Regions from separate parts of the Homo sapiens genome. Here region 2 is linked to region 1. Evidence: read pairs that join two places in POLR2A ChIA-PET (ENCODE). Cell type or tissue: MCF 10A. All regions are shown on one strand. Each heading gives the region's core, and the rest is flanking DNA. Links, peaks and the distances in the headings are about the cores only.

Region 1 (12,252 bases), core at 3,289-7,288:
GATTTTTGTATATTGATCTTATAACCAGAAACCTTGATAAACTTACTTATTAGTTCTAGTAGATTTTTTTGTAGATTATCTAATATTTTCTACATAAACGATAATATTGTCTGCTGATAAAGGCAGTTTTACTGCTTCCTTTCCCATATCAATATCTTTTATTTTTTTCTTGTCTGTTTGCATTGCTAAAAGTTCCAAGAAAACATTGAGTAGACATTGTAAGAGTGATATCCCTCACAAGTTCTTAATCTAAGAAGGAAAGCACTTATTCTGTCTCCATTACATATGAGCAGCAGGCTTCAGCCTTTTGTAAGGTTAAGGAATTTCCTTTCTATTCCAAGTTTGCTGAGAGTTTTTTTATTAGGAACTAAGGTTGAATTTTGTAAAAATGACTTTTCTGTATCCATTGAGAATAACCATATAAGTTTTCTCTTTTCGTATGTTAGTATTGAGAACTGGTAAATTGCATTTTAATAATTTAGGGCAGTACTGCTATGATTTGAAAGCTTGTACCCTCCAAAACTCATGTTGAAATTTAATTGCCAGGCCAGATGCAGTGGCTTACACCTGTAATCCCAGCACTTTGGAAGGCTAAGGCTGGAGAAACACTTGAGCCCAGGAGTTTGAGACCAGCCTGGGCAACATAGTGAGACCCTGTCTCTACAAAACATTTTTAAAAATTAACCAGATATAGTGGCACACGCCTATGGTCCTAGCTACTCAGGAGGCTAAAGTGGGAAGATCACTTGAGTCCAGGAAGTGGAGACTGCAGTGAGCTGTGATTGTGTTACCACACTCCAGCCTGGGCAACAGAGCGAGACTCTGTCTCAAAAGAAAGAAACAAAGAAATTTAATTGCCAATATAATGGTATGGGAGGTGGGGACTTTAAGAGATGATTAGGCTATGAGGGCTCCAGCTTCATGTGTGCCTTACTAAAAGGGCTTTCAGGGTGGCTACTCTTTGCCCTTCCACCATCAGATGACACAGCAAAAAGGTCCTCTCCAAATGCCAACACCTTGATATTGGATTTCCCAGCCTCCAGAACTATAACTTTCTGTTCTTTATAAATTACCCAGTCTCAGGTATCCTGTTATAGCAGAACAACATGGACTAAGACAAATTCATACAGGAAAGCCAGGATTTGCTTGATCCTGACAAATAAAGGGCTTTCCCTTTATTTGTCAGTTTTCAAGGCAATGAGTTGGTATCTTATTATTCTTCAAAGGTGGTCAGTTTTTTTTTAATATCATTGTGAACTTATGTAGTTAAATGTGATATGTTATGGGTTTCATTCCCATGCAGTTTTTATCCTTATTGAGGTTCAAGGTTTCCCATCTTCAGTCAGTGACAGCCACTTCAAGGAGTAAAGTTTTTTTTGTCATGACTCTAGTCATCATTGAAAGCTTACTTGCCATCAGGTATGACAAGATGTTCCAAGTTTATCTTATACACTTTCTACCCAAAACCTGAAATTAGTCAATTCTCAAAGAAGTCATGGTATCTTTTAGTAGTAAACAATATTTTAAGGCCACAATCTGATCGTTAGGTCTAATCATTGCTAGTAGGTTGGTCATTGTTATTAGGCCTTTTCAGGTGCTCAGAGGTAATTTCAAATTCAAATACAGACTTTGTATTTTTACTTAAGCTTTCATATATATATAATTTTTTTCTGCATACTAATAATAGTTTTCAAGAATACAAGAGGTGATGGGATAAAATATCTATAATCATTCATTTGCTTTATCCAACAATTCACATATAATAGTCTTAAGATAACAAAACTCACCCCAACAGAAGAGTTTGTAAATGTCTGTATTATATGTTTTTCCCAATTTTGCACTATGTCTACATTGTCAGAGCATATAGCCAGAGCAGACTATATCCTAGTCCATTTAACCCCTTAGTCTTAGTTCTACAAGTAATTATATTGAATACCCACCATCTGTACTTGTGTCAATGTCATCCTAGTCATTTTGGTTGTCTGAAGCTTGTTTTCTATTTAGATACCTCAAGAAGGGCTCATGGGAGAAAATAATCTCTTAAGTTTATATGTTGATAAGAGCTTGTATGTACTCTTTTTCTTGAAAGTAAGTTTAGTTACATGTAAAATGCTTGGCTCACATTTTCTTTCCTTGTGTATCTTAAATATGTTATTCTGTTTTTCTCTGGCTTAAAATTAGATGGTCATCTAATTTTCTTTCCCTTATAAATCACTTGCAGTTTTTGCCTAGATTTTGTAAGGATTTTTTTCCTTTTCATTAAGCCAAGTAATAACTAATATATATCTTTCTGTTTGTTGTTTTGTGTTCACATTTTGAAGTTCATCGTGTGCTCTTTCAATATGTAATTTCAAATTTTTTTATTTCAAGAACGTTTTGTTGAATTATAGCTTGTAGAACTATAGTTGCAGAATTTATTTTATTTCCTTGTTTTGGTGTTATTCTACAGGAAACGCTGGGACAGGCCACTTTATATCTTTACATAGCTCTATTAGGCATCTCTCTCTCTTCTTTTTTTTTTTTTTTTTTTACGGAGTTTCACTCTTGTTGCCCAGGATGGAGTGCAATGGTGCAATCTTGGCTCACTGCAACCTCTGCCTCCTGGGTTCAAGCGATTCTCCTGTCTCAGCCTCCTGAGTAGCTGGGATTACAGGTGCCCGCCACCATGCCCCACTAATGTTTGTATTTTTAGTGGAGATGGGGTTTCATCATATTGGTCAGGTTGGTCTCGAACTCCTGACCTGAGGTGATCTGCCCACCTTGGCCTCCCAAAGTGCTGAGGTTACAGGCGTGAGCCACCGCACTCTGCCTGTTTGTTTGGTTTTGTTTGTTTAGACAGAGTCTCTCTCTGTCCCTCAGGCTGGAGTGCAGTGGCATAATCTTGGCTCACTGTAACCTCCGCCTCCTGGATTCAAGCGATTCTTATGCTTCAGCCTCCAGAGTAGCTGGGATTGCTGGGATTACAGGCGTGTACCACCACAACTGGCTAATTTTTGTACTTTTTAATAGAGACAGGGTTTTGCAGTGTTGGCCAGGCTGGTCTCTAACTCCTGGCGTCAAGTGATCCACCAGGCTCGGCCTCCCAAAGTGCTGGGATTACAGGTCTGAACCAATGCTCTTGGCCTCTTACCCCCATTTTTAAATTGAGGACACTGATAATCAGAAAGATTTTTTGTCTGGACATGGTGGCTCATGCCTGTAATCCCAGAACTTTGGAAGGCCAAGGTGTGAGGATTGTTGGAGCCCAGGAGTTCAAGACTAGCCTGGGAAACATAATAAGACGCTGTCTCTATAAAAAATTAACAGGGCGTGGCGGTACATGCCAGTGGTCCAAGCTACTGAGGAGGCTGAGGTGGGGGGATTGCTTGAACCCATGAGGCTGAGGATGCAGTTGCGTCTCAACCTGGGCAACAGAGCAGGGCCCTGTAAGAAAAAAAGAAGGGGAGGGGAAGGGAGGGGAGGGAGACATGGTGGGGTGTGGAGGGAGAGAGAGAGAAGGAAAGGAAAGAGGCCGGACACAGTGGCTCATGCCTGTAATCCCAGCACTTTGGGAGGCCGAGGTGGATGGATCACAAGGTCAGGAGTTTGAGACCATCCTGGCTAACACAGTGAAACCCCGTCTCTACTAAAAAATAGAAAAAATTAGCCAGGCATGGTGGCGGGAGCCTGTAGTCCCAGCTACTCGGGAGGCTGAGGCAGGAGAATGGCGTGAATCTGGGAGGCAGAGCTTGCAGTGAGCCAAGATCGTGCCACTGCACTCCAGCCTGGACAACAGAGTGAGACTCCATCTCAAAAAAAAGAAAGAAAGGAAAGAGAAGGGGAGGGAAGGGGGAAGGGAAGGGGGAAGGGAAGAAGGAAAGGAAAAAGGAAAGGAAAGATTATATAATTTATTCAAGATTCCACAGGTGGTAGGGGAAGAACCAGAACCGAGGTCTGCTCAACTATGAATCTTTAGGTCTTTTTTCCATATTACCCTGCCGCCTGGGTCCTTTCTGAGTTTATTTCACTGCTTTTCCTTCAGATGGTCACTCTCATATGCCTTACAGTCTTGCTTCTCAAAATCTAGCCCTTGGACCAGCATCATTGGCATTACCAGAAACCCCATTAGAACTGAAGAATCTCAGTTGCTCCAGTCCTACTGAATGAGATTCTGAATTTTTATAAGATCTCCAGGTTATTTCAATCTCCATTACAATTTAAGAAACACTGGTCTAGAGAAAAATCTAAAGGTATTTTAGGCTATAATTCTCAAATTTTATGGCATACTGATATCCCTTGGAATAATTTTTAATTCCTGATACCCAAGCCACAACCCCTATCAATTAAATCAAATCCGAATCTCTGGGGATGGAGCATAGCATATGTTAAAACTCCCCAAGTGATCCAAAGTATAGCCATGTTTGGGAGCTAGGTCTTAAAACAGTACGGTTAGTCCTTCATGTTCCTAAGAATACTGGGAGCTTCTCATCTTCACATGCTGATTCAGTAGATCTAGTTTGGGGCCTGAGATTCTTCATTTCTAACAAGTTCTCGAATGGTAGTTTCTGCTGCTCCTAAAAGTTTCTGGAGTTAAATGAAACTACCGGAAGCCTCCTTCAACAATGTCAATAAATACAAATAGCATCTAATCAAGGAAAGCTTCTCTAAGGCACAGTCCTGGCCTTCTAACTCCACCTGAGAGCAAAAAAGGAACTCCGGGAGAAGGGGTGGAGGTGCTGCAGGCTCTTACAAGGCTCCCCAGGTTACTTCACACCTGGTGCTGGGCAGACCCACCTAGGTGTGCCAGACAGTTGGGATCAGGCTGCTGCTTGCAGCCCCAAGGCAAGAGTTCTTGCAAACACATACTTTTTTCTCATTGCCTGTGCCTTCACCATCTGTCTACCTTTCTTTCCCCGGGTCCTTCTCTTTCTTTTCCCTGGGTTCCTGTCTCCAGGCTTCCCAGCAGCAACTGGGGCACTTGCTTGGTCTGCTGTGTGCTTACTTGGGTTTTGGACTAAGTCAAAACTGCAAAATCTCAGGCCATAACACAGAGGAGCTTAAGCCAGCAGAATAAGAAGGGCCCTGGGGATAAGTGCCTAAGAGATATGGCATGATGGAACTTGATTTGTTTTTCATCACAGATCCATTCATGACACACAATATGTGGTCTGATAGCTTGGCAGGACTGAACATGAACTATTCTCACTCCAGCTTATAATTTACATATTTTTCCCTTGGCAAGACCCAAGCAACTGTCATCAGCAGGTTGTGTGGGACTTGTCGAGTGTGGTGGCAGGTCCACACTGGGTTTGGCTGTATCCCAAAGTTTTGACTCATCCCCTGGCCTGTGGCAGAGTGGGAAATCTTGCTGGTGTAGCTAGGTAAGGGCTTCCCTCTGGACATGCCAGGGCTAAGGAATCCTCAACAGCCTTAGCTGGCCATTTCTGAGATGGCGAAACACTTACCCAGAATTCCACTGGGCCAAAAGTTAACCTCTACAGAAGAGCAAACTAATTCACTTTGTCTAGCTTTGACAGGAAAGAACAGAAAGAGAAGGGAAAAACTGAGACCTTAGGATATTCAACATAAAGGCAGCCAAGTAGAGGATTCTTAAAATCTGTTTCTAAATTAGGATCGTCCCACATTTATTTGGGGCTTATTCAATGACATTTTCCTAAGCACTAGTTAACAAGGCATCTTACCACATGCCAGATAAAACTGGTCGTCAGAACATAACCTTTTTACCCTGCGGAATAACACTTTTCACCCAGATTCTTGAGACTCTTTAATTTCCTTACAGTTTCCAACCATTTAGGGAAAGCTACTCTGGGAACTGAAAGAGGCAATGTGGCTCAGAGATTGAGCAGGTTTCTCCTCCCTACTAACAGCATCAGATGATAATTAATCCTCATTGCTTCCCAAAGGACAGCCAAGGAAAAACTTCATTTCCCAGATGAGGTGGCTCAACAAACTGCCCAAGACCAGTGTCCCAGCTAGCAAGTAGCCAGCTACCCACAGTGCAATCTGTTTCAGCCCTTGCGACAGGCTTCTGGTCTCCTGCAACTGGTCTGAGTAGACTTAAGTTCCTGTCTTCACTTGCCCCAGCCTTGTAACACCTCCCTTGAGAGTACTATTTCTATGTAGGCTTTTTAGGGCTGAAATGAGAGAAGACATTTCCTGGCCCTGAAGTGAGTCATTGGCCTAGTAAAACTTCACCTAAGGGGTAGCTGACTAGCCAATTGAGGACAATGGAGGAAGCCTGGCACCTCTGGAGGGAAGTTCCTGATGTGTGGAGATTTGCCATCTATGAGATGGCAAGGCTCAGTGGCTACACAGGCCCTCCGGCAGCCTTAAGCATCAAATAAATTACATAAATACTTAGGGCCTCTAGGATCCAGGTCTTGAACTATGTGCCTTGGAAAGTCCAGAGTTGAGGTTCTTGCTCTCACTTACTATTTTCAGTGTGGTCCCTGGGAAGCAGCATCAGCATCACCTGGGAACCTGTTAGAAATAATTGTCAGACACCATCCCAGACCTACTGAAGCAGAATCTCTGGTGCTGGGATACAGAATTCTGTGTCTCACCAGCTCTCTAGGTGATTCTGGTGCAAGTCCAAGTTTGAGGGCCATTGCTTTTATCAAACCATTATTTGTTGAGCCCCTTTAAATCAGGTTGAATTGGGGTTCTCTAGAGGTAAGGGGGGCTGGGTAACAAAGTGAGGCTCTCAAGTCAGGTTACCTGGTTCTCTGCAACTTCCTAGTGATGTGACCTTGGATGTCAGTTCTCTCACCTCTAAGACGGGGGAAATAAAACCTCTTCCACTGGGAGGTCGTGTGTGTCTGGCCTATGTAGTTTCTCTCTTTTCGCCACCCCAATCTATCTAAAAGGAAATTTACAGAACAGGACCTACTGTTCCTAGGGTAAAAATCTGCAAGATTGGCCACATGCAGGATGCTGATGTTAATACCTTTTTAATTAACATTTTAAGTGGTTCTAGGTTTAAATGAGTTTGGTTCAGCCTTTAAGTCCTGAGGATAATGGTATTTTTAGCAGAAATATGTTTTCCCATGCTGACTTACATCCAAATAGTTTCAAAGATTAGATTACAACTTTACTAAAAAGTGAAACTTAACTTCTACTTAGGTTTCCTTTGTTTTCTTTTTAAGAGAGAGGAAGAATAGATCATCAAGGTTGATTTTTTTTTTTTTGTATTTGTAATTCAGGATTAGGCAAATGTTTAAAAACTAATAAAAATGATTTGAGCATTTTAATTATTTTCTCTTAAGGCAGAACATTTTTTACTCACTTCCATGTTACATTGATATCTGCTTATAAAAAAAATATACCTTTATAGCAGAAATTTTAGAAAATACAGAGAAACATGAAGAGGAAAGCAAGCACACATATCCTACTGCCCAGATAATCACTGTGAATGTTTTGGTGTATTTCTTTGTGGCTTTTCTTCCTGCTCACATATGTAATGGTTGATATGTATCTATATTTAAGATGTTTTAATGAAATCACACTCTACTGTTTTTATCACCCCGCAGAGGCAGGATGGACTCCCCCCAACCCAAAATTTGGTTCAGATGTCAAAACTGATGATGTCACACATACATCTTAAGAGGGTATGGAAAGGTTTCTTGCATAATGAGGCTTTCTAGAAAGAGCAGAGTAGGATTCCAAGGAAGTCCATAAATGGCTTGAGAAAGCAGGGAAAGGAGACTAGCTTGGGGTTTTTATCGCAGTTAGAGTGTGGGGCTGAGTGGAGGGCTCCTGCACACAGACTGAACACTGCATGGTTTGAACTTCTCACTGGTGCACTGGGGTTTTCTTATCAGCTTGTCCAGATGTGGAACCAAATGGAAAGGGCAGTCACGGGGCTTGAAAGTTGTCAGCAGCCAAACGTCAAAACTGGAATTAGACTCTTAATTATATGTAGTTTTGCATCTTTCTCTTAAATTTAGCATTGTACTTTCTGTGCTTGAGAGACAAAGCTTAAACCAAAAGCTTTACTGTCAAACTAGATTGCTTTTGACATTGGCATCTTGTGGCTATGCCAGTGTTTCTAGTGACTAATCATTTATTTATTCATATTCTAGAAGAAAAGGATGTATGGATTAAAAACATTGACTTTTTTTTTAATAAAACAAACAAAAGAGTGTGGAATAAGAAAACAGAGCATACTATATATCCCAAAAGCAATATATCCAAAAGTTTTCCTTGAGAAAAAAAAAAACCAGCTTGCTCAGGAAAGAGAATACAGATTGTTTTCTCTTTGTAAGTATATTTGAATTTTTTATGATCAAACATGACTCTCAATTTACTGCAAAATACGACTGCAGAATGTGTGAGTCATGTATCTAATCTGCTTTGAAATATTGTTCCTAAAGAACATAGGTACTTATAATCCTGTACAATCCACAGTTGGAGTCCACACCTTGTGACAACAAAAGACAACTCAAATCAGCTTCAAGCATGGATCATAACTAACCGCGGGGCTATTTTTTCCATCTGTAATAAAGAATGTTCCAACATCTTTAATAATCGAAGATAATCCTCTGTCGTCATCTTGAGCATCTAGGTTATAAAAATACATACAGTGCTTTGAAGAAAGGTTCTGGTCCACTGGTGTCACGTGAAGGTCAGATTATGGAAAACTGGCATTGTTACAACAAGAAATGAAGGCTGCTCATGTTTTCTCTGGGTATTTGGAATAAAGTATCTCATAGTTTCCAACTTGAAGATTTAATTAAAGGCATAAGGAGTGATTAATTCTAAATGCTCATCACTGACAATGACTTGCCATATGTTAGAGAAACACCTATTGAAATGAATGAGGGAAAAATGTTTGGTTTCAGATTGAAGGTCTCCTGAAAAACGTTTTGAGTGTTCAAACATTTTGAACAGAATAATCAGAACAATTTGGAATGTCTTATTCCAAGATAAAAAGCACATTTTTTAAAAAAAAGATATTTGGTAGAAATATTAGCCAATCCTATTTATCCACTTTTATGCAAAAGAACTTGTCATCTCTGAGAAATAAAGGGGGTATGCTTTTTGAACTGAAGTGTAAAGATTGGCAATACAGTGTCAAAATAATAGCTAGATGGGGGAGATATAAGACAGGAGGATGCGGGTGGGGATGAATCAGTTGAGAAGAAATGCTCTTCATGGTTTTGCATTTGGAGAAACATGTGCTGCTCATAATTCCCCTACAATGCCTGGCAACCATGCATCTTAGGCCACCATGCATCTTAGGCCACCATGCATCTTAGGCCACCAAATTATGAGGAGCATCCAAGTATGTTCTCTAAATTCAAAACATTGGGAATGGTCCAGAGGTGCCTCTGGTGGTTGCCATCTCCAGAACTCCCCCTTCAAGTTTCTTTGTTGGTCACCAGGGAACCAGGTCAGAGTTGAACTTATCCTCCATCCTCCTGGAAGCCCTGTGTACTAATCTTGTTGAGATTTTTGGCCACTCAATGGCTTTGGCTTCAAATTGCCTTTCCAGTTTTTCACCCTCAATAAAAACTTCTTCATCCTTCCCAGGCATACAAAACAACCTGAATGAACTTGTTCACACTAAGGTAGGGGTAGAGAAACTGTGCAGGCTAAGACAAAGGCTATGGTGACTGACAGCATTAGAGCAAGGGTTACCCAGAATCCCAGGAGATACCCCTGGGCTTCTTCCAATTGAGTCTCCTAGTAAAGAATCTTGGAGACTGGGTCTTTACTACCATCTCTTTGTTCCATAAGTCCAGTATTGAGAAGGCAGTGAGAGATTAAAAATTATTGTGTCAGCCTCTTATCTCTCAGGCCAATAGCCATCTTGTGACTACCCAAGGCACTTGGCAGGAGCCCTGGAGCCCAACCTCAGATCTTAGGCTATGGCTAGCCTCATCCTCACCTTGCTTCTTCAGGCTACCAGTGTATGCTGGGCTGGTGAAACACTGGGCAATCCACCCAATTGCCCATCAGAAACCTTTGTTATGGACATTCCCAAATCTTCTCACAGTTTCTTCTCACTGTTGACATACCAAAGAGACATTTCCAAGACTGTCTACTTCTGCTTTCCTCCGCCTACAAAGCTCCTAAGGCCTCCAGTGACAACATGCTTGAGTATCCTTATATCTCTTGGAGAGCAGGTTCATGTTCTGATACTAAGCACTTTCTGAATTTATGAGAAGAAAAGTAGTTCTCTGCCTTGGGGAGCATTGGCTAATAATTTTTAGATAATTAAAAACTGCCATGATATACATTCATACTAAATCCCAGCTTATGTTACTCTCCAGTATCAAAGGGTGAATGTTGACCATGAAAATAATGGTAACAATAACCACAATTTATTATTGCTTATTATTGGTGCCACACGCCATGCTAAGCATTGGGCCTAGGTCCTCCCTAGTTCTCCCAATATCCACCAAAAGAAACTGCTTCACATGAGTTAAAACTGAGGCTCAGAGTGGTGCAGGGACTGGCCCAAAATCACATAGCCATTTGAAATGTTAGAAGCCATTTCAGATCTAGGTCTTTTTATCTCCCTACCCACTCTAGCTATTATTTTGACATGGCATTGGTAGTTTTTACAATCCAATTCAAAAGTGTCTCTAGGATGACAAATTCAATAAAGGGAAAAAGTAGGGATAGCCTAACATTTCTCCCAAATAGTTGCTTCTTTTTCTTTTTAAAATTAAACTTTTAAAAAATTAAATAAAAGTAAGATAGACCTTGCTGAAATATGCAAAGGACTTCAGAGAACAAAATGGCACCCAAGAACTGTAAGAGCACAGCGTTGTTTTGGCAGGATGAAGTCCAACAATGTACATAGAAAAGATAACCATGTCAATAGTTAGCAGTGACACAAGTTAACTATTACTACAATGACAATGATGACGATGATGATGACATAGTTATTCCTCTCAAGAAGTTCTCTGTCTAGTGGAGGAAGTATTCAGGTAAACAAAAGATCATAGTACAGTGTGGCAAAAATAATGCACAAAGTGTGAGCAGGACTAGAAAAAGAACTCAATCTGGATGGGCAGGTGTTTGGGTGGGGACCACGGCATTGCATGCACACACAGACGTACACTGTGTGTGTGTGTGTAGAGATGACTGTAAATACAACTGCTTGTCTGTTCATATATGTGAACAGGAACAGATTCAGTTTCAGACAACTGCTGCTTTTATCATTCCTTTTCTTTGTGCCACATAGCACTGGGGTCTTTAGGAACTTTTTAGAAATACCACTTTGGCTGCTATTGAAGAGTATTTTGGATTTGTATTCCACTCACCAGAGGCTTCCATTGTAATACACAGGGGTAGGCAGGCAGAATGGAAAGAAAAAGAATAATGGTTTCTTAGGAAACTGAACACTACATTTCCTGTGATTACAATCTCAAGGCTAAAGCTCCATGCTCATTACAGGATTTTCTTGACAGCAGTGTGTCCCTGTCAAAAGGTTTTGAAAGAGTTTGAAATTAGGGTTTCTTTGGGTTCCAGGAGGCACTGGCTCAGGACTTTGGCAAAAGACCCTTCATCTGCTGACATTTCTTGAATGGCCTCGTTTAAGCCTAGCCACCTTGCCTCTTGCTCCTGGGACGTGGCTGCCCATAAAAGCAGGGTGAGTGCTCAGTCATTAGCCAGTTGTCAGTGAGTATTCAATGTCGCCAAAGTGCTGGGCTAGGCTTTGTGAGGGACACCAGATCCCAGTTCTTAGAGCTTCCAGTCTAGTTAAAGAAGTAGTACCAGCCGGGCACGGTGGCTCACACCTGTAATCCCGGCCCTTTGGAAGGCCGAGGCAGGTGGATCACGAGGTCAGGAGATCGAGACCATCCTGGCCAACACGGTGAAACCCCATCTCTACTAAAAATACAAAAAATTAGCCAGGCATGGTGGCCAGTGCCTGTAGTCCCAGCTACTCGAGAGGCTGAGGCAGTGCCTAAACTAGAAAAGGAGAAGTATTTCACTGGGCCAACATCGGGGGGTGGTGCTGCAAACACAGTGTCACAGGACTTTGAAGGTGGGAGAGAGCTGTCTTGCTGCATGTAGGTTTTTGGGGATGGGCAAGTAAATGGATAGATAGCCAGTTGAAAGGATGGTAGCATGAACAGGTGGGTGGATAGGTGGGTGGGTGGGTGGGTGGATGCCTGGATGGATGGATGGATGGATGGATGGATGGATGGATGGATGGGTGGGTGGAAGGATGGAAGGATGGCAGCCAGATGGGGCCGAATGGCCGGTTGATGAATGGGTGGGTGGGTGCATGAGTGC
Region 2 (9,852 bases), core at 1,396-5,395, 60 kb after region 1:
TTTCCAGCTTCTAGCACAGTGCCTGGCACAGAGGGGTTCCTCAACAAATGTATTTTAAATGAATTCAAAGAGACCCATGGACAAAATTGAGAAGAGGGAGAAGTCTTTTGAAGCTGATGGTGTTGGAGGGGCAGAGGGAGGTGGGAATCAAGAAACACTTCAGGGAATATGTAGTGTTTGTACTGGGCCCTTGTCCAGCTTTTGAGCTGTTGTCCTGCACCCCCAGCTGCCTTTCTATATTATGCTCTGTAGAGGTACGAACAGGTGTCTGAAAACTACATTTCCTAGGCTCCCTTGCCAGCTGGGTCCAGAGGAAAATCCAAAGGCAGCAGCAGAGAGAAGAGTCCTGCTCTAGTTTTGAGAGTGAAGACTGCTGGAAGTTGCTGGAGCAGCAGCAGGGGTTGCAGGGAGGAGGAGAATTCCAGATTGCAGCAGCCCAGGCAGAGGCAGCAGCTTTCCAGCAGTTCCAGCCATGTCCCTTTGTCTCTCCAGAACTGGCAAGCCTCACAGCAGCAAGTGTGAATGTAGGGACTTCAGCCCAAGGAATTTTAGCTATGGCTTCTTTTCTTGCTCCTTTAACCCCTCTGTTTCTTCCATTTACTCTTCCAAACCTCCCAGCACCTTGGAAATCAATTCACTGTATCAAATTCCCTGTGTTTGAAACATCTAGAGTGGGAGTCTATTTTCGAGCCTGGACCCAGACCCATATTGCCTTGAAGACAGGATAGCGGGAGAAGACAGAAAGGCATTCCATTGGAGAGACTGCCCCAAGCAAGTGTCCAGAATGGGAATGTTTGGAGGGGTTGTGGAGAGTGAAAATCAACCTATTTGGTTAGGGCATAGTGAATGAATAGGAGAGTGGCAAGTCACTAAACCACAGAGGCATAAAAGGTCTATATAATGGAGAAGCTCCAATACTGGGTGGAAAAGTTTGTACTGGTTTTGGTAAGCAATAGAGATTCACTGAGGCCTGAGTCAAGTGCCATAATGGGAGATGGGCATGGAGAAGACCATTTTGCTTAGTGGTGAGTGTGATGAGTTGGAAAAAAAAGAAAGATGCAATAGACTAGCAAATATGTAGTATTTAGAGGCACTGGTTGGATGAGATGAATGAGAGAGGAAAATCAAAGATGGCACCACAATTTTCCCCCTGTTTAACTGGAAGGTAGGGCCCCTAGGAGATGTCAGGAAGATATCAGGAAGAATGAAAGTGGCTTGAAAGCTGTGGAAGGCAGAGAATAATATTTGGCATCTGTATAGCACTTGGAGTTTTCACATATGTGATATCATTTGATTTAAATTCCAATCTCTTAGCTCTTTTCACTAGTCATTGATATTGATCTATAACTGGGCAAAGAAGCTGAGGCTACATAACATGATTTAGCGATCATCTGTATGGAGGAGACAAGCAAAAACAGGACACCGGATGAGATCACTAAGGGCAAGAGTAGAGAAGCCAGACCTACAAGGATGCATGTGGGGTGCGGGTGAGTCTGGGAAGGATGAAATGTTGGAGGTAAGAGAAAGGCTGGTTAGAAAGGAGGATGGTAAGTATTGATAGCAGGAGGACCAAGACAGTTGGTGCTACATAAGCCCAGAGAGAAGGAGATTTTATAAAAAAATTGGACATTTTTTCCCCTAAAAAATGACTGTCACATTCTGCAAGGTGTTAAGGAGAATAAAGGTTGAAGAAAAATCCACTGGGTTTGCAGATAACAGTTTCAATGATTAAGTGGGGACAGAATCTATATTTCTTGTGGCTAAAGAGTGGTTGAATTATAAGAAACAAGGCAATGAGAATGGCTCATTTTCCCATTCTCTTGGCCCCTTTCCCATCCATTTCCTCTGTTTGCCACCAAGTCCTTCCCTCCTCATACCCTCAGCCTACTCACCCATGCAACTTCCGATACCACCTGCATCTGAGTGTAGAATGGGCCAGTTGTTGGACGTATGTATACGAAGCTGGCTCACTGACTTGCAAGTTTGGATTTCAGAGAGACACAGTCTGTGTGACCAGTATCAGCTTACTGTAGAGGCTGAAAGTATTTATTAGTGTCAAAGGTTGGTACTTAAAGTTGTAGACACCAGCTCAAAGTTTTTTATTAAAGACATCTAGCAGTTTATTAAGCAAAGGCTGGCTGACATATATGACTTCATGAAAAACGGGAATAAAAGAATTATACAATTTTCTCCCTTTAAAAAAAAAGCATCGCTTGTGTTCTTACATACTTGACATCCACTAGAAGTCATAAAATCACACCAACACAGTATATATGTTAAAAGCTCCATATCTCCTGAACCCCTGGTGAAGTCTGCAGAACACATTCAAAACAGTTGGTGAGAGTAGGCCACAGCGGGAGGGAGCAGACTTCCTGTACTTTGTCAGACTGGAGGAAGTCAAAGTTAAAATCTGATTACTTCGCAAGGATTCCAAAACCTGATCTAAATCGCCTTTCAGAATCTGTTAACAAATCAAAGAGCATTTCCAGTAGCACCAAGCAAGAGGCCTTATGGCCTGATAATTCTGGTAAGTTCCACTTTTGGGATAGGGAATATTTGACCAAGTTAGATCCTTCATAAAATGCAGAGCCTGTTAAACCCCAACCTAAATATGTTCATAATAAAATATCAGCCTTCCAAATTACATTCTATATGAACAAACAAGCCCACGAAACATCCAAACAACAGTGCAGTAGGTGGAAACAGATGTCATCATTTATTTTAAGATTCGTTTATTCAACAATCGAATGGAGGAATGTTGCTTATTCTATACAACATCTTAGGATTTAAGTAGTTTACCTGCTATTTTGAAACATGCATAGGGCTGTCAAATAGTTTCCTGGGTTTTCAGAATAGCTCCTAAACTGTGCAACTCTGCTTTCTTTCCACAATATAAACAAAAAGGGTTTTTTTTTCCTTAAACTTGCCATAAAAACGATGTCGTCATAGGATAAAAATTTTAAAGCGGCTTTAAAAAATTAAAACCTATGAATTAGTCTCAAGCAGCCTAACTTTATTTTTCTAACCACCAATTCCAACAGTAATAAATACTTATGATTGAGATCTCTGAGTATGATACTTATAATAGGACATAGTAAAAGCCTAGTTAATTTCCACTTCTGGTCTTGAATCGATTTTTTTCTAATGTGTAAAATTTCAAACAGAGCTCTTGCTTCATTTCATGTTACTTTCCTTCTTTATTTAGTTAAAGAAGATGTGTGGGAAGGAGCATGAGGGAGGCATAGGGATAGCAGGGTGGGTTCAATCTCCTTTTCCATCACCCCCCCGCCCTTTCTGTCAAAAAAAAAATGCTGAAAAAATTAGTCTCTACCCTTGCTGGCTCAACTTCATCACCTCCCATTCACTTATCCGCCCACTGCCATCTGGCTTCCATCCCAAAACTCCATTCAGATTGTTCTCATTAAGATCACCAATGCTTTCCTCCTTGCCAGATCCAATGACCTATTTTTAGGTCTCCTCCTGGTTGACCTTCTGCGGCATTGCACATGCAATGCAGACCCGAGGCTCCAAACTCACATGCCCATAGGCTGGCTGCAGTCTACACAGGTGAAGCTGGGTTTGGTATTGCGTAGGGTGAGTCACAGGAAGCCTGTCCAACTGTGGGCATGTGTCCCTTCTAAGGTAGCAGCTGCTGCTGTCTCTGGTTGATTTTGGTCATGGAGGAATGTGGACACCGCATTGATAAATATTTTGATTTTTTTTTTTAAAGAAAACTTGGTTTTTATGAGAATGTTTATAATTCTTCTTTCTTTCTCTTTCTCTCTTCCTCTCTTTCTTTCTTTCTTTTTGACTGAGTTATACTCTGTCGCCCAGGCTGGAGTGCAGTGGTGTGACCTCAGCTCACTGCAACCTCCGCCTCCTGGGTTCAAGTGATTCTCCTGCCTCAGCCTCCTGAGTAGCTGGGATTACATGTGCCCACCATCATGCCCAGCCAATTTTTGTATTTTTAGTAGAGACGAGGTCTTACCATGTTGGCCAGGATGGTCTCAAACTCCTGACCTCAGGCAATCTGCCTGCCTTGGCCTCCCAAAGTCCTGGGATTACAGGTGTGAGCCACTGCACCCAGCCTCTAATTTCTAACTATTGGCTCAATTTTCGTTTAATGCTTGTAGGGAAAGTAGACATCACTGTAGACCTCCGAGGAGAAGACTGTACTGTAGATGAGTCTATGGTTCTCTTGCCCTCTGGGCCTGGTTCTTTATAGGTTCTGCCTATTTGTTTCTGCCCATTTTTCTGCTGTTCCCCTGGCCCCCATACCTACCTCAATCATATTGAGGCTCCTTGTGTTCCTTCTTAGTCCCCTTCTATTTTCTCCTCCTCGTGGGAAATGTTGTAGACCCAGGGCTAGCTTCCTGGGCTTGCAGTCAGTGCAGTTGCCCTGAGCCCCACATTCAGAAGGGCTCCATGCTCATGGGTTAGTGCTCTGCAGCTGCTATCTTGAAATTCTTACGTTATCTCTGAATTTATGTTTTGTGAGTGAAATACGATGGGATAACGAGCATGTGCCAGGGACTTAGCATTTCAGCTCAAGCGCTGTCCTTCTCACTGCCCTTCTTCTCACTTCTCAGCCTGAGAAGAGTTCTTGGCCACCTGTTCCTTCAACCTTCCCCGACCCAGGTCCTGCCACTCTCCTCCTCTAACCCTTCCCCCCAAGACTGCCATTATCCTCCACCCTGGCAGGAAGCTGAGTGCAGGTGTAAGAAGGGTTGGGGTCCTTGCACCTGCATCTCTAGTCAAGGCCTGGCAACAGTGGCTGTCCTCACCCTAGCCTGAGTGCATGAGGCTGGATACAGTGGCTCATGCCTGTAATCCCAGCACTTTTGGAGGCTAAGGTGGGCGGATCACCTGAGGTCAGGAGTTTGAGCCCACCCTGGCCAACATGGAGAAACCAAAAATACAAAATTCTCTACCAAAAATACAAAAATTAGCCAGGCATGGTGGCGTGTGCCTGTAGTCCCAGCTACTCGGGAGGCTGAGCAAGAGAATTGCTTGAACCTGGGAGGTAGAGGTTGCAGTGAGCTGAGATCACCCCACTGCACTCCAGCCTGGGTGACAGAGTGAGACTCTGTCTCAAAAAAAAAAAAAAAAAAGTGTATGACTTGTTGAGGGTCAGCCTGTTACCCCCTGTGATCCAAGTCCCTAGCACATCTTGATGCAGAGGTTGCAATATCCTTGGGATTGCCCATCTGCTATGGGCTGGGACAACTGACTCTTGGAAAGTGGAGATGCCTGACTTGACTTCCCAGCCCCTCACTGAGGTGTGGTGCATGCGAGCTGGTGAGAGGGGGAACATGGCAGCTGTCAGGCTCAAGGGCATATGGAACTTCCAAGTCCCACGGCAGCAACCAGAGCATCTGGGAGAGTCTGAACTTACCCTACGCGTATTTTTGGATCCTTTGGGCCACTCTGTGCCTGTGAGAACCTTTTCTTTCTCCTTTTAGCTTCTCTGAGTCTGGCTTGTGTTCATTTCTTCTGACCAGCTTGAGACACCATCCGGGGTCAAGCCATAAAATATGAATGGTGTGATGTCAGTGATTCTGACAGGAGCTCAATGTTCTAATATTTACATCTAGAACTGGCATTGCACAATATAAAGATGAACAGTAAAATTCATGCCAGTAATTTAAAATCTTTATTTAGAGCAATATTAAATAGTGAATTAAAAACTCACCATGACATGTTGAGAGAGAAAGAGAGATCTTGGAGGAAAGGGAATAGTTTATATTTTAGGACCTTAGTATCTTTAGTCATTTTAATGGCAATTTTCCTGCTCTTTGAACAAAGGCCACCAAATTTTTATTTTTTATCAGGCCCCACAAATTGTATACCTGGTTCTGCCCAGGCCTGCTTTTGCTGATGGTTCCCCACTACATCTTCAGTCTGGATTCTGCATCTCCTCTCCAGACCTGCTGTATCTTGGGGGTTTGCAGGCAACTCAAGCTCAACATGTTCTCACCTGACATCATCCCTCAAGTGTGTTTCTCCCTTTACATTTCCTTGTTTTCCTTTTTCTTTTCTTTTCTTTTCTTTTTTTTTTTTTTTTTTTTTTGAGACAGGGTCTCACTCTGTCACCCAGGCTGGAGTGCAGTGGTGTGATCACGGTTCACTGCAGCCTCCAACTCCTGGGCACAGGTGATCCCCCCACCACAGGGTAGCTGGGACTATAGGCATGCACCACCACACCTGGCTTTCCTTCTCCTTCCTTCCCTTTCTTCCCTTCCTTCCCTCCCTCCCTCCCTCCCTCTTTCTTTCCTTTTCCTTCCTCCCTCCCTTTCTTTCTTTCTTTCTTTCTTTCTTTCTTTCTTTCTTTCTTTCTTTCTTTCTTTCTTTCTTTTTCTTTCTTCTTTCCTTTCTTTCTCTTATTTTTTTGTAAAGATGGGGTTTCACCATGTTGCCCCCGGCTGGTCTTGAACTCCTGGGCTCAAGCAATTTGCCTGCCTCAGCCTCCCCAAATGCTGGGATTAGGATTATAGGCGTGAGCCACAGTGCCTGGCCTATTTCCATGTTTTCTTAATGAAATATCATCTCGACACACATTTGTAACAGAGTAGTTGCTAAATTGTTGAATGGATGAATGAAATCGTAGAAACATTTTCATTTTTCTCTGTTCTTTCACAGAAAAAGGAAGAATTAAGTCTTCCTGGGCAATTAGGAAAAGGCTCTTGGAGGAGGTAATATATGATCTGTGGTTTTAAGAATGAACAGGTCTTTCAGGCAGCATGCATGATACGTTTCTACAGCTATCTGGGTGACTAGAAGTTATTTCTGAGCACAGGCTTGTCATGGAGAAGAAAAGGGGAAGGAGAAGAATCAGGAACAACAATTCTTCCACTGCCAGAAACATAAAACATAACTGAAATTAATGAGTTGCAAAATAATTCCTGTATTAAAAATTTTTTGGAACGTGTTCACATGACACTTTTTAAAGCTTCATGCTTGTTTGGTTAAGGTCCATACATATCAATGTCACATCCAAGTAAATCTATGTCTCCCCAAACTTTTCAGTCACATAATACATTTCATTACGACTCTTCTATATTCACATAATGCTTTTCCCAGTGTCTTACAGATAACCCATCCTTCATCTAGGTATCAGAGGTTGGGATTCAACATCTCAAATAGAGAAAGAAGAGATAGTGCTGACCATGAAGACATCTGGTAAAATGTAGCATTGACATCGGAGACCATTAACGGCATATACTATATTACAATTTTATCAACAGTAAATATGACATCCGAGATAAAGTTGTTAACCCAAACTAAATTTTAAACTTTATTAATAGCAGAGCAAGAGTTCCTTCCAGTTAAAAACAGAATCATATAATCTTGGTAAAGTCAAGACAGATACGATCCTCAACTACCTTTGTGTCAAGCAGTTATTTGTGTTGCTATAAAGGTGTACCCTAGACCAGGTAATTTACAAAGAAAAGAGGTTTAATTGAATCATGATTCTGCAGGCTGTACAAGCAGGGCACCAGCACCTGCTCAGCTTCTGGGGAGGCCTTGGAGAGCTTTTACCCATGACAGAAGGTGAAGCAGGAACAGGCCTGTCACAGGGCAAGAGAGGGAGCAAGAGAAAGAGAGTGTGGAAGTGCCACACACTCTCAAACAACCAGATCTCGTGTGAACTCACACATCACCAAGGGGATGGCACCAAGCCTTTCATGAGGGACCCGGCCCCACGATCCAAACACCTCCTACCATGTCCACCTCCAACACTGGGGAAAATATTTTAACATGGGATTTGGAGGGGACATCCAAACTATATAACCTTAAAATAAAGCAGGTAACTCTCCAGCAATTCCTAAATTAAGTCTTCATATCTTGATTCCATTATTTCAGGTCTAGGCTAAAACATCTGAAGTGTCTGTTAGAAGTGCCAGTACTTCAACGTCATCCCAGACCCACTAAATTAGAATCTTTAGGGGACGAGTTGAGAAAACTGCATTTTAAATCAGCCCTCTGCCCCATCCTAGGTGACCTGTTATGTACTCCAGGTTTTAGGAAAACCCAACCTCCAACATAAATACAAGAATTTTAGATCGTCAAATAAAATAGCTTTTCATTTCTCTTGAATATTATCGGGAAAATGAGAAGTTCTAGCTAAGTGGATTTCCAGAAGAATTTAATTTCATAAGTCCCAAAACTTTGAAATATTTAAAGCATTGTAATGAAAATCCTTCTAAACTGTGTTATAGAATGCTCTGTCTTCTCAAACAAAATATATTGCACAAACTGGACATTTGTATTAGTGACTCAGGATCATTATTACAAATATCCATTATTGTAAGAATAGCTGAAGAAGTTATTCAAGTCTGTAAAACTGCGATCCTATGCTAAATGGCTGCAGCCAGCTGTGTTTTATGGGGATACAGTTGCTTTTTTTGTGTTTTATTTAAATATTTTCCTGTTTTTTCCTTTGCTGTCAGCTAACTTTTATTAATGGTACCACTATTTTTTTCTACTTTCCGCTTTTCTCCTTAATAACCTATGAGAAAGCATGAGGAACTCTTTATGAGTAAAGTTCTTGTGTGGGTGGAAGGATCCCTTGGGATGTTTTCAGGTGTTATAAACCACAGTTCAGATTGGCTGAAACAATGAGGGAATTCATTATTTCACATACCAAGAACCTCTGTTTTGTATAGTTGAAATTAAATTATATATACAAGTCTTATCCTGTTTTTTTCACTTATTATAACAGACCATTTTCCTATCATTAAAATCCTGTATAAATATTCTCATACATAGTGTTTCACCATATTAATGAAATCAACAATTATCTTCTACGTGTCAAGTACAGGAAGGTGGTGGAGATGAGATAGAGAACAAGAACAGCCAAGGTCCCTGATGTCCTGGGGCTGCCAGGTTAGTGGGAATGTGCCATCATTTATTTTACCATTATATTGCTTCTGAGAGTTGTTTTGCAATTATAAATAACTTTCTGATAAACATCTTTACTTAAATTTTGGTCTATTTCTACAAGAGTCATTTCAAAAAGTGTAATTACTGGGTTATTGTAAACTTCTATGTTTTTTCAAGACTTTCCTTATTGTGGTAAAATATAAAATAAATAATATAATATTGACAATTTAAACTATTTTTAAGTGTACAATTTAGTGGCATTAGATACATTCACAATGTTTGGCAACTATCACTATTATCCATCTCCAGAACTTTTTCATCATCCCAAACTGAACTTCTGTTAACAGTAACTTCCCATTCCCTCCTCCCCTGACCTTGGCAACCACTACTCTACTTTCTTTCTCTAGAAATTTGACTATTCTAGGTATCTCATTGTATTAGTCTTTTCTCATGCTGCTACTAAAGACATACCTGAGACTGGGTAATTTATAAAGAAAAAGAGGTTTAATGGACTCACAGTCCCCCATGGCTGGGGAAGCCTCACAATCATGGCAGAAGGTGAAGGAGCAGCAAAGGCACATCTTATATGGTGGCAGGCAAGAGGAGAATGAGGACCAAGTGAAAAGGATTTCTCCTTATAAAACCATCAGATCTTATGAGACTTATTTACTACCATGAGAACAGTATGGGGGAAACTGCCCCCATGATTCAATTATCTCCCACCAAGTCTCTCCCATAACATGTGGGAATTATGGGAGGTACAATTTAAGATGAGATTTAGGTGGGGACACAGCCAAACCATATCACTCCTATAAGTGGAATCATATAATATTTATCCTTTTGTGTTTGGCTTTTTTCACTTAACATAATGTTCTCAAGGTTCATACATGTTGTAGCATGTATCAGAATTGTATTCCTTTTTAAGACTGAATAATATGACATCGTGTATATATCTAAATCTACACCACA

The links. ChIA-PET counts read pairs that join two places held together with the same protein. Peaks named below come from ENCODE experiments on the same cell type or tissue, not always from the same donor. Only the 100,000 strongest peaks of a DNase experiment are listed, where the experiment ranks them.
Region 2: POLR2A ChIA-PET joins it to region 1 with 9 read pairs; 3 of 35 experiments call an interaction of 5 or more read pairs at or near these places.

Annotation. Positions count from the first base shown.
Region 1 is chr4:26,774,625-26,786,876 of GRCh38, forward strand. It overlaps a transcript of TBC1D19 not described here. Among named protein-coding and RNA genes, the nearest start is that of STIM2-AS1, 80 kb to the right of the region's middle. In MCF 10A, for the core only: no CTCF peak of the experiment used is centred there; DNase peaks (open chromatin) are centred at 5,307 and 6,157.
Region 2 is chr4:26,836,293-26,846,144 of GRCh38, forward strand. It overlaps a transcript of TBC1D19 not described here. Among named protein-coding and RNA genes, the nearest start is that of STIM2-AS1, 19 kb to the right of the region's middle. In MCF 10A, for the core only: no CTCF peak of the experiment used is centred there; a DNase peak (open chromatin) is centred at 3,499.